Linked DNA regions of Homo sapiens: regions 2 and 3 are each linked to region 1. Evidence: chromatin contacts called from ENCODE Hi-C data. All regions are on one chromosome and are shown on one strand. The core of a region is the stretch at or near the end of the contact, and the rest is flanking DNA. Distances in the headings are between cores, read along the strand shown. Region 1 holds the start of SMARCAL1-AS1 (SMARCAL1 antisense RNA 1). Region 2 holds the start of STK11IP (serine/threonine kinase 11 interacting protein). Region 3 holds the start of CHPF (chondroitin polymerizing factor).

Region 1 (4,073 bases), core at 667-3,166:
GGAAGCTGAGGCAGGTGGATCACTTGAGGTCAGGAGTTTGAGACCAGCCTGGCCAACATGGTGAAACCCCATCTCTACTAAAAATACAAAATTAGCCAGGCGTGGTGGTGCACGCCTGTAATCCCAGCTACTTGGGAGGCTGAGGCAGGAGAATTGCTTGAACCTGGGAGGCAGAGGTTGCAGTAAGCCAAGATCGTGCCACCGCACTCCAGCCTGGGCAACAAGAACAAAACTCTCAAAGAAAAAAAAAAAAGCAAAAAGCAAATCCAAAGCTAAAAAGGCATTTCAGAGGCAATATTTCTCTCCTTCTCACATGGTAACTCACATGGTAACTCAATGGTTCGAAGCACTGCCAAAATGGTGAGTAACTCTTCTGATAACTCACATGGCCCAGCCAAGGTGAGTTATCAGAACCTAAGAAAGTTATGCATTGCAACGTAAATCCATCAGATAATGAGAAAGGTGACATTTTTAACCAGAAAGCATAATAGATTAGACTGAAATAGACCAACCAACCACATACCATGGCGTGACACTTGCTAACATAGTCTTTTTCCAACCTAGAAGAAGGAAAAAAGCATTAGCCTCCCATAGCCTGCACACTGAATTCTCCCCTCACATTCACCCCTTTTTATCATTCCTGGCAAATCAGTCTGCCTGTGGCTCAGTGCAAGCCAGAGCAGCTGGCCTTAGGACCTGACTTCCAACACAACACACGGAGCAACTGACTGACTCTCCTGGGAAAATAAGGAGCAGAAAAAAAAAAATTATGTGTTCACTGTGCAAATTAAGATGCTACATAAAGATGTAAACAAAAAAGAATAAAATTACTCTGTAATCTTACCAGCCATCAATAACCACAGTTGAAATTAATAATTTAGAGTATATAGTTCGGATTTTTTTTCATCCATAACAAAATGGCACATATTTAGGAGATATAAGAATTTATTATAAAGTAGGATCATTGTAAACATTCCATATTGCACCCTGATTATTTTTTTCCATGAATTTACCCGGAACATTTATTTTCCTATGAGCTGAGACATGTTTACAATATTTTAGAAGCAGCGGGCAGGACACACCAATTTGTCTGGCTTGGTTCAGACTAAATAGGCTGCATCTAATGTAATGCTGTGTAACGGTTACAATGATGATGTAGGGGTACTCCAGTAGCATTGCTTAGGCCTCTGGGCAGCTATAGGGTTCAAAGCCTTCCTTCCCTGCTGGGGCTCCCTTTGGCCAGAACCCAACCCCCCTCCCCCCTCCCCCACCACGAAGTATCTATCCCCAGAGAACTTCCACCTTCTCCAACCATTAGCAGTTAGGAAGGGGTGAAGAGGTTAGGAAAAGGTTTTGGAGGTGCACAGCAGAAGCCCTCAGTCTCTCTGGGTAACACACTCCTGCCTAAGTTTCCAACCAGGGATCTCCTGCACCTCCAAACTCCCCAGATCCCAGGCCTGGTAAGCTGTCTCCACTAACCAGAGAGACTCGGCCATAAGACCCACTGATCAGCCCCAAACCATAAATCCATTCCGCCACATGGACGCCCCTCTTCCCCTCTAGGCAGGGACCTCTGCCCCCCGCCCCCCACGCCCCGCATTTCGGGGCGAGCCTCACCCAGCCTCAAGGTAAGCGGGCGCCACGCCCCACTCCCACCCCTACGATCTCCACTTGGATTCACCCTTCCCATTGGCCCACTTCCTCCTCCAGGCTGGCATTGGTCTCGTCCGCCTCCGCCGCCTTCCTGCCAGTCTACCACTTTCTCACCCAGGGAGGCCTAGAACGCGAGCCACATTCGCCCCCGGCCCTGACCCCAGGCGCGACTGCAGAGCCTCCCGAGCGGGACCGGTCTTCCGAGTGGACGGTTAGGCCACGGGTATTCAAGCGCTGCGAGTTCGCCAGCCTTATTGTAGCGGCCAGGCCTGAAGGGCTAGGCCACCGCTGAACTACATTTCCCAGCAGGCAACGCGGCCGCAGTTTCGCTTCCAAAAGTAAGAATGATGAGACGAGAACGCGAGCGGGGCTGCAGTGTCTTCTGGGATTTGTAGTTCGGGCCGGGAGCCTGGCGAGAAACGGGAGCTGCAACGTCATGGGCGGGGCGAAAGTGGTGCACCCTGGAAGTTGTAGTTCTCCAGAGGTTTAGCCAAACACTAGGTCCTGAAAGCCTAGGACGTTGAGGTTTCCAAACCCGGAGTCGGCTGTCTCCAGAGGACATCCCAGACAGCCATACTAACTTGGCAGCTCTTAATAAAAAGTATCTCCCCGGGGCATCCATTCCTGGTATTGCTATACTTGCCATTTAAGCCCCACCCGCTGCGCCCGGCTGCCATCATCGTCATCATTGTAGTCATCAGTCATTGTGTTTAGCATAAATATGAGTTACCTCATTTAACCGCACTACAACCTATGGAACACATTCTTGTCCCCCTTTTACAGAGGGGGAAACTAAGACAGCTATTTGATAATATTTCTCAAGGCTTTATTAAGCTAGCTTGTGATTCTGATTCCATAGCCCCTCCTCTTGAGAGAAGATTAGTCATGAGACTTAAAGAGTCACTTTACCCCATCCTGAGCACCAACATCCTGAGCCATCCTGAGCACCATTGGTGATAAATATAACATTTCTCTATCAGTGTGCATATGAATGTTGCTATTGTTCTATTTTCAAACATGGCTCATTTAAAAACAAACAAGTCTACTAAAGGATTTGAAAAAATGGACCAGACATGCTAAGAAAAAGGAAGCACAGCAATGTGTGTAGTTTGATTTTTTTTTTTTTCATCCTTACCTGTACATGTATGTAAACTCATAAAGGTCTGGGAAGGAAACTTAAAAAGTCACCAAACTGTTCAGGAGCAGAGTGGCATGAAATACACTTTTCAGCTTTTTAATCTCTATTTTTCAGAATGATTTGAATTTTCTAAAATAATAATGTAGAATTTGTGTGACTTTTGAAACAATAAATAATCTCCCTTCTTCCTTCCTTCCTTTTTTTTTTTTTTTTTTTTTTTTTTTTTTTTTTTGAGACAGAGTCTCACTCTGTTGCCTAGACTGAGTGTGGTGGTGTAATCTTGGCTCACTTCAGCCTCTGACTCCTGGGTTCAAATGATTCTCCTGCCTCAGCCTCCCAAATAGCTGGGATTATGGGTGCATGCCGCCATGCCTGGCTGATTTTAGTAATTTTAGTAGAGACAGAGTTTTACCATGTTGGCCAGGCTGGTCTCAAACTCCTGACCTCAAGTGATCCACCTGCCTCAGCCTCCCAAAGTGCTGGGATTACAGGTGTGAGCCACTGCGCCCAGCCCATTTGTCTTAAATGACAAAGACATTGCCTGTCTTAGGGGATCTGTGTGAGGTTTAGTAGTAGAAAGTATTCAAATCTCAGCTCTACCCCTTTTATTGACCTGACATACCCAGTGATTGTGCCTCCATTTTCTCATCTGTAAAGTAAATGTAGAAAACAATACCACCTTGGTAAATCTTGTTATTAGAATCAAAGCAAGGTATTATGAGGGGAAGTGCTTAGTGAACTGTGAAATCCCAGAACAGGTAAGAGAGGGATGTTGTTATTATTTGAGGTAAATCTCTTATATCGTCCGTTTCTCTATACCTAGCGCTCATTTCCTACTGTATAGTGTGAACAGAAACTAGTTAATGAACACCTGTCCCTGCCCTTCCTGTCTCCCAACAGTCAGTTAATTTACTAAGAAAGCTGGGTGCCGTGCACTTGACTCATGTCTGTCACCGATTCATATGACCATCACTTCGCTTTCCTGGGCCTCAGTCGTCTCACCTGTAAAATGATACCCTGCTTTGACATATGCTAAGAGGGCCTGTGGACCAGTGGATCCTCATGTTAGATACTAGAATTCTTATAGATTCACAGATCTTACCCCAGAAATTCCAATTCAGTAAGTCTGGAATTGAGTTAGAAGATGTGATTACCTTTCTAGCTCTAACATTCTAAAATTCTAAGAATAGGAAATTAAAATATGCCTTTGAGGCCGGGTGTGGTGGCTCATGTCTATAATCCCAGCACTTTGGGAGGCCAAAGCAGGCAGATCACCTGAGGT
Region 2 (4,073 bases), core at 599-3,098, 3.2 Mb before region 1:
TATAGCTATATGCTGTTTATATAAATTCCTGCAGCCACGCAATCAAGATACAAAACTATTCTGCTGCCACAAAGCTCTTCTCCTGCTACCTCCTTGTAGTCACACATTCACACACCCACCATTCATCACTGAATAAATTAACAAGTCCTACAACCTGACATGAAGGATTCTGTATGTACTAGACACTGAGGATAGATACAGACATGGTTCAAGGACTCTTCCCACGTTCAAAGGGCCTCCTAGTTGTCTCCTCCCAGAGAAGGATATAAGACATTTGCAAAGTTATCAATACAAGCCAGGAAATGAAACTGCTACTGGCCAGGTGCTGTGGCTCACGACTTTAATCCTAGCACTTTGGGAGGCCAAGGCAGGTTAATCACTTGAGGTCAGGAGTTCAAGACCAACCTGGCCAACATGGTGAAACCCCGTCTCTACTAAAAATACAAAAATTAGCCGGTCATGGTGGTGCACACCTGTAGTCCCAGCTACTCAGGAGGCTGAGGCAGGAGAATCACTTCGTCCCAGGAGGTGGAGGTTGCAGTGAGCTGAGATTGCGCCACTGCACTCCAGCCTGGGTGACACAGCAAGACTCTGTCTCAAAAAAAAGAAAAGAAAGAAAAGAAAACTGCTATAAAGAGAGCTTCCACAGATATCGTCAATAGGAGCATGGAGTGATGGAGGACAGCTAACATTAACTGTAGTATGTACCAGATGACTTTGGTATCTCATTCAAACCTTCTCAGAATCTCTCAAAGAGAAGCACTATTAACCCCATCTTACAGATATGAAAATTGAGGTTCAAAAAAGTGAAAAATCTTGATGGAGATCATATAATTGGTAGGAAGTTACTTCTCCTATCTGATCTCAAAGCCAAGGCTTTTTCTACCACAACTAATGCCAACCAAGTATTCAACAACTACTGTGGCTCCATTATGCCCAGGCACAGTGCCAAGCATCAGGGAAATCATTACAATAACAATAGCTCCCAACTGTAAGCAGTTACTATACTTGCAGGCATTGTACTAAATACATGAATTAAAACGAATCCCCACAAATGTTAAGTACAATCACTATGCCAATCTGTGAGGAAAACTGAGCCTCAGGAAACAGTATGGCAAGTTTGAAAGAGGGTTGATATTCCAACCCAAGTGGGTCCGACTCCAAATCTCGTGCTTCTATCTACTGTATTTAGTACCTTGCTACACAATAATGATTATGACCGAGATCAGTCCCTGGTCCTGAGGGGCTTTTAGTCAGGTAATGATCACTTCCTTCTGACAGTGTCAGAGAAGGCACGGAGGGAGGGATACCGCCCTTTGGCCTCAAAGGACGGCTAGAGTTTAGGCTATCACAGGCAAAGGACACTGTAAGGGCGAACAAACCTGGGAAAAGTAAAGAAATTGAACTCTGACACCTGGTGACCCTACCAGTCGTAACTCCATGACTCTCAGGGCGTGTCTCCAGAAAGCACCACCCCCACCTCGTCCGAGGTCCGAGGCCCAGCCCAACCGGAAGTCCACTCACCGGACTCCCGCAGCAACCCCGCGAGCTTCCACAACAGGGAGTCCCTCTGAGCGGTCGTCATGGCCACGGGACGCTGGGGGGCGGAGCCTGGGGGGGGAAAGAGGAAGCGGAAGAGCCTCAGGTGGGCGGTAGTGCCAAAAGCCCAGGGCGTCCGCGCAAACCGAGGCGTCATGCGGAGAAAAAGGCGAGAAAGAAAAGAGAGGAAGAGCATCCTCCTGGCCGCCCTTTCGAGGAACATAAGTCCTGGTCAGACATACCGAACCTCCCCGTCTGGTCCTCCTACCAGCTCAGCTGCCCGGCGCCTATCAATGATGGAAAGGAAGTCCCGCCCCGGAAGAAAATCGAGCCAAGGGACGACCGGAAAACATGTCTCTGCCGCCGGAAACCGCGCCGTAGATCATGCAAACGAATCGAAAAGGGGCGGTGCGGGGGCTGTCTCCTGACCGCGGTGGTGGCTGCAGTGGTTCCCTGGGCTTCCTGGCCCGGAGCTGGGCACCCATTATTCCCCCGCCCTGCGCAGCCTGGGGCTCCCGCTTGGCTTTCGGCGAGCCTACCGCGCCGGTGAGGAAACCCTGACTCGTTTGCAAACTGGGCGGGGAAGCAAAGTTTAGAGAAATGGAGCTTTGTTAGATAAAAATTTTTTCAACGCAAACAGTCATTTTCCAGTGAAAGGAGAGCGTATCCGCCGTAGGATGGACTTAGATCGTGTAAAAGCTGAGGCCACCGAGGATATAACCTCCGGGGTCCTTTGCCTCCTTTTCCTTAGACTCCCTCCAAACTCGTGTATCTTTCCTTCAGCAGTACTGGGCTCCACGCGAACCTAGTCCTTTGTCTTTACCCTATTACCTTTCATAACATCCTAGTTGAAAAGTAGTTATTCAACCGCGTTTGAAAATGAGAACAGGTTCACAGAGGCTAGGTTACTTGCGAAGGTCGTTCAATTAGTAACCAGTAGCGCCAGGACTGCCAGTTTCTTGCTTCCGAATTCTCATGGTAGCTTTCACCAGGCTCCCCGTCAAATGCTAACGTCAACTACTGAACTAGATTAGCAAAAAGGTCTTTTAACAGAATTCCTGGTTTTCAGAGAGAGTTTCTTTCATGAAGCGCCCCATTTCTACAGAGGAAAATCAAAATGAATCCTAAGCCAGTTGAAAGGAGGGATAGGATCATAGTCATCTTTATCCCAAGTTGCCAGATTTGAAAGATTTTATTTTCTCAAGACAAAATATTTGAAATGGCAAATATTTCAAATATTTTGAATATTTGAACCACACAATTTCGCATTCATGGCATACTACTTGTGCTCTGAGCTGAAAGCCTTTTAGGTTAAATAAAGTAAGTGGAGATACATCCGAAGCAGCAGTGTTGAGCTCAGAAAAACAATACCCCAAAATACGGCGCTTTGGTATGCTGACTATTTTGAACTAAAAGAGACTGGAAGGCCTCAGGCACAGTCTCTCCGACCTTTTCCTGCCCTCCTGTCTCCCAGCCTTCTTTCTTCCCCAAGGCAAGCCATAGAAACCAGAATTCCTCTTCCCCAAGATGAGTCACAGAAACTAGAAGCCCTCTCCCCCAAAGCCAGCCATAAAACCTAAACTTCCCCCCACCTTTCTATGTAAGAGCTGGCCGTGGCCTGGCGCGGTGGCTCACGCCTGTAATCCCAGCACTTTGGGAGGCCGAGGCCAGCAGATCACCAGAGGTCGGGAGTTCGAGACCAGCCCAACCAACATGGAGAAACCCTGTGTCTTCTAAAAATACAAAATTAGCCGGGCATGGTAGTGCATGCCTGTAATCCCAGCTATTCGGGAGGCTGAGGCAGGAGAATCGCTTGAACCCGGGAGACAGAGGTTGCTGTGAGCCGAGATCACGCCATTGCACTCCAGCCTGGGCAACAGGAGGGAAACTCAGTCCAAAAAACAAGCTGGCCGTAAAGAACTTCTCTGGCCTACCTTGTCTGATAGGCCGTAAGACCCTCATTCTGGAAGAGATCCTGCCTCATACCTGGGAGGAAGGAATGCTACACAGAAAGACCTCGTTGGGTTTCCACCTGCTGTCTGTTACTATTAAGTGGCACACTTTTTGCCCAACCACATTACTGCAGGCTGTCCATTTTTCATAGAATCTAAGCATTAAAAACAAGTTTTCCCTGGCTCTTTGGGTAGCCATTTCTGAAGGCTCCCATGTCATGTAAAACTTTGATTAAATAAACTTCTTAGTTTATTTTAGATTTTTCTCTTAACCTATCTTGTTATACGAGCTCTGACCCTTATGATGAGGAAGAAAGGCATCACAACTTTTCAGCCCCTACAACAGCTAACTAGTATGCAAATATAAAGTCAGAGTAAGAGCTCAGTATATTTTGTTGAATTATTAATCCCATAACCTGACGATTGTCAGTCCCTGTTTATTAATCATCTGGAACTTAGAAGGGCAGATTCTCCCAAACAGTAACTGCCAACTCTACCCCTCTTAGGCAAGAAACAGATTCTTTTCAAGTCACTGACATTGCAGTGTCTTGAAATCTGTTTCAGCCGTGCCTTTTCAACCCA
Region 3 (4,073 bases), core at 514-3,013, 3.1 Mb before region 1:
TTCTCTAGGCAAAGCAGCTTTGTGCCAAGGCCCAGAGTTTGTCAGAGCATGAGCTGGACTTTAGCCCCCACTTGCCCACTCAGCTGAGCTCCCTTATTTAGTACCCGTCCTGTACAAGTATTCACAGCAGCTCTGATTACCGGAGCCTGCCTTGTAGGCTGGATGGATGTGTGTGACCACCATCCAGCCCACTCTAATATGTATCCCAGGTGTAAATGCTCCAGGGAGTCTCCTCCCTGTCAGACAATATGCCCTGTGGTAAGGGACCATGTGTAATAACCCTGCTAAGTGTTTTCAGTGGCTACCTAGCACAGTTAGCCAAACACATCCTCACAATAGCTACAATTTATTGAATGCTTACTAATTCTTACAACACTACATGAGACAAATATTGTGATCATTGTTCAGATGAGAAAACTGAGGCTCAGACAGATTAATGTGCCCAAGACATCACAATTAGTAACTGCAAAGCTAAGTAAATTCACACTCAGGTGTGCCTAATCCAAAAACCTGTTTTTCCTATAATCTAGAGTCTAGACAATCTATAAATGTGTGGGATGAAAGAAAAGGAAGAATTATTCATGATGGTAGAGGGATTCAGAGAAGACTTGGGGGCCCAGAAAAAGAACTCGGGGAAACACTGGGGAGCCCAGGTGAGGGATGAGATGGGGATCTCACCGAAGAAGCAGTAGACGACTCCAAACAAACAGCACATGATGCAGACGAGGGCCGGCAGTGCCTGGTACCTGCGCTCCAGGGGCTGTTCACAAGGTGCACCCCAGAAGGCATCATCTGGCTCAGGGGGCAGCAGCTGGAACCGCAGTGTTGCCACAGTCCCCGGCATAGTGCTGGGAATAGAAGGGAGTCACCCTCCCAAGTTAACCTGACAGAGGGAAAGTTGGGGTCACGGAGGAGTCCTGGGTCCCCACCAGGATGGGGGTGGGAGAGGGATTGGGAGAACTCAGCAAGGACAGTGGACAAAGGAATAGTATCCACATTTGTGCAGCTCCGGAAGCATCTCTGGAGTGGGGAGCAAAGACAAAGGGAAACAAAAGTGCCTGGCTAGTGGAGGCTGGGATGAAGTTAAAAGAGGGACGGGAGTCGGGGGGATGAAGGGAGCGTGCTGCCAGTGAGAAGGAGGCAGCCAAGAGATTCATCTGTGGGCGGCTCAATATGGGATTGTCCAAGATTTACCTGGGCTGGAGGCGACCTGAGCTTCTGAGTGAAAGAGGCTGTGCAGAGGCCCGAGGGGCCGGGGTTGCGGGGCGCCAGAGGCTCCAACTGACTGGGGTCCAGGGAAAGTCCGTCGTGCGAGGAAGGGGGCTGCTGGGCCGGAGAGAATGGTGTCGGCGCGGTGGCGGCGCCGCTCCACGTCCAACACCGGCTGGCACTCCAGTCCCGCGGCGTCCGGGAACTCGGGCTGGGCCTGAGGAAGGGGAAGGCGCAGGAGCCGGGGCTCGGGCCGCCCCAGAACCGCGGCCCCATGCCCTGAGCCCGCCCGCGGCCTTTGGTGCTGATGGACAGCTCCGGCCTCTGCTCCTGACGTCACTCAGGGCGCACCATCCAGGCAGGGGCGGGCTGCTTCTGACGTCACATGGGACGCACCAACCACGCCGCGGGAGGCAGGGGACTCCGCCCCCGGCGTCTCCCTCTCCCGCACTGAGGAGGGGGCACTTCCGGGGGTCCTTCCCCTTTAACCTCCCCCTTCTCCTCCCTCTCCGGTAGCGAGAGCCCGAGACCCCACCCCGGGGGCGGGGCCCTTGCAGTGACACGTCGGACAGCTGCGGCCGCGGCTGAGGCTCCAGTGCCGAGCGCAAGAACCCTGCGCAGCCCAGAGCAGCTGCTGGAGGGGAATCGAGGCGCGGCTCCGGGGATTCGGCTCGGGCCGCTGGCTCTGCTCTGCGGGGAGGGAGCGGGCCCGCCCGCGGGGCCCGAGCCCTCCGGATCCGCCCCCTCCCCGGTCCCGCCCCCTCGGAGACTCCTCTGGCTGCTCTGGGGGTTCGCCGGGGCCGGGGACCCGCGGTCCGGGCGCCATGCGGGCATCGCTGCTGCTGTCGGTGCTGCGGCCCGCAGGGCCCGTGGCCGTGGGCATCTCCCTGGGCTTCACCCTGAGCCTGCTCAGCGTCACCTGGGTGGAGGAGCCGTGCGGCCCAGGCCCGCCCCAACCTGGAGACTCTGAGCTGCCGCCGCGCGGCAACACCAACGCGGCGCGCCGGCCCAACTCGGTGCAGCCCGGAGCGGAGCGCGAGAAGCCCGGGGCCGGCGAAGGCGCCGGGGAGAATTGGGAGCCGCGCGTCTTGCCCTACCACCCTGCACAGCCCGGCCAGGCCGCCAAAAAGGCCGTCAGGTAGTGATCGGCTGCGCCCGCTCTACCCCCTGGGCAGCGGCCGGGAAGCGCGCGGGGAGGTCGCCCGGGCCCGGGTCAGGCTCCGGAAGGAAGGGGCTGGCGAGCCAGGAAGTCTTTGGGCCCCGATAACTTCCGATGGCCCTGCCTTCCCGAGAGCCGTGGGGCCAGTCCGAGACTTTCTCTGGGCCCTATCCCGGCCTGGGCTGAACTTACTGGACTGTGTCCTAAACCGGCTCGACCCGATGGCGCCCCAGAGATCCTACTAGCTCCCTGGCTGGGCTGCTGGTGTTAGAGAAATGACTTATATATAGGGTGAGTGTATAGAGACAGGGGAAGAGAAAGGAGAGAACTAGGATTTACCTGGATCTCTTGTTCCTGAGTGGGTTACAAGGGCCACCTCAGGGTGAGATGGGGGAGGGAGGAATGTACCTATCTCATTAATGTCTCTGCTGATGAGTTGAAATAACTTCTAAGTAACATTGGGTTCAAATGCTGGTTCTGCAATTTACCTTCTGCCTTACCAAAAGGTAAGTTCCTAGAGCCCCTGAGTGCAGTTTGCCCCTCCCCGCAAAAACACTCAGTACACCCCTATGCCAAACGTTCCTTTATGTCATTTATGTGAGGCATTTGTGGCATAATGGCATATTTATATAGAAATGAGTAGATACATGGTGTGTCCAGCGTTTGGCTGGGTGCTTTAAACAGATATAATCAGTCCCATTTTACAGATGGCTCAGGTTAAATAACATGCTCAAGGACATAACTACTAAGTAGCGAACCCCGGAGTCAGACCCACAATATCTCTCTCCTATCTGGGTGGGTATTGCCATCTCCCAAATGCAAAGCACTACCTGTTTAAGACCATTTCGTTTAAATCCTCATGACCCCTGGGAGAGAGGGTTTATTTTTAACCTATTCATAGGTGAGAGAACAGATACAGAGAAGACGTGACCTGCCAGGGTCTGTGCTGACCACCTCCCCCCCACCCCCCGCCCCGTTGTCCTTTTGATAAGCTTGTGCCATCTCCTCCCCTAGGACCCGCTACATCAGCACGGAGCTGGGCATCAGGCAGAGGCTGCTGGTGGCGGTGCTGACCTCTCAGACCACGCTGCCCACGCTGGGCGTGGCCGTGAACCGCACGCTGGGGCACCGGCTGGAGCGTGTGGTGTTCCTGACGGGCGCACGGGGCCGCCGGGCCCCACCTGGCATGGCAGTGGTGACGCTAGGCGAGGAGCGACCCATTGGACACCTGCACCTGGCGCTGCGCCACCTGCTGGAGCAGCACGGCGACGACTTTGACTGGTTCTTCCTGGTGCCTGACACCACCTACACCGAGGCGCACGGCCTGGCACGCCTAACTGGCCACCTCAGCCTGGCCTCCGCCGCCCACCTGTACCTGGGCCGGCCCCAGGACTTCATCGGCGGAGAGCCCACCCCCGGCCGCTACTGCCACGGAGGCTTTGGGGTGCTGCTGTCGCGCATGCTGCTGCAACAACTGCGCCCCCACCTGGAAGGCTGCCGCAACGACATCGTCAGTGCGCGCCCTGACGAGTGGCTGGGTCGCTGCATTCTCGATGCCACCGGGGTGGGCTGCACTGGTGACCACGAGGTGGGATGATAAGCTATCCCACTGATACCTCCTTGTCATGTTCAAATCCCTCTGAGAGGCAAAGGGATGTTGGAGATACAGGTCTGCTTTTCCATGCCAATTCGGACATTTATTTTC

What was found. Hi-C counts contacts between places; a loop is a spot of excess contacts on that map. Pooled maps may share reads with other maps.
Region 2: a loop to region 1 is called in a map of CD8-positive, alpha-beta T cell, with 21 times the contacts of the local background. The contact joins the promoter of STK11IP here to the promoter of SMARCAL1-AS1 in region 1. A Hi-C loop is called at or near these places in 3 of 168 maps with a recorded cell type or tissue (CD4-positive, alpha-beta memory T cell, CD8-positive, alpha-beta T cell and naive thymus-derived CD4-positive, alpha-beta T cell), 1 of 37 single-sample maps with no recorded cell type and 11 of 50 pooled maps.
Region 3: a loop to region 1 is called in a map of naive thymus-derived CD4-positive, alpha-beta T cell, with 11 times the contacts of the local background. The contact joins the promoter of CHPF here to the promoter of SMARCAL1-AS1 in region 1. A Hi-C loop is called at or near these places in 1 of 168 maps with a recorded cell type or tissue (naive thymus-derived CD4-positive, alpha-beta T cell), 1 of 37 single-sample maps with no recorded cell type and 8 of 50 pooled maps.

The regions. Positions count from the first base shown.
Region 1 is chr2:216,410,343-216,414,415 of GRCh38, reverse strand. SMARCAL1-AS1 (SMARCAL1 antisense RNA 1) reads left to right here and starts at 1,916. Exons shown (of 5, transcript XR_001739881.1): 1 at 1,916-1,991. It overlaps SMARCAL1 (SNF2 related chromatin remodeling annealing helicase 1), which reads right to left and starts at 1,932. Exons shown (of 18, transcript NM_014140.4): 1 at 1,768-1,932; 2 at 524-560. RefSeq lists enhancers at 1,823-1,912, 2,043-2,132, 1,876-2,170.
Region 2 is chr2:219,595,632-219,599,704 of GRCh38, reverse strand. STK11IP (serine/threonine kinase 11 interacting protein) reads right to left here and starts at 1,848. Exons shown (of 25, transcript NM_052902.4): 1 at 1,782-1,848; 2 at 1,525-1,611. The coding sequence starts at 1,585. RefSeq lists enhancers at 1,407-1,466, 1,677-1,896.
Region 3 is chr2:219,541,499-219,545,571 of GRCh38, reverse strand. It overlaps CHPF (chondroitin polymerizing factor), which reads left to right and starts at 1,763. Exons shown (of 4, transcript NM_024536.6): 1 at 1,763-2,347; 2 at 3,383-3,956. The coding sequence starts at 2,034. TMEM198 (transmembrane protein 198) reads right to left here and starts at 1,544. Exons shown (of 5, transcript NM_001005209.3): 1 at 1,195-1,544; 2 at 679-883. The coding sequence starts at 844. RefSeq lists silencers at 1,342-1,481, 1,522-2,231, 2,242-2,331.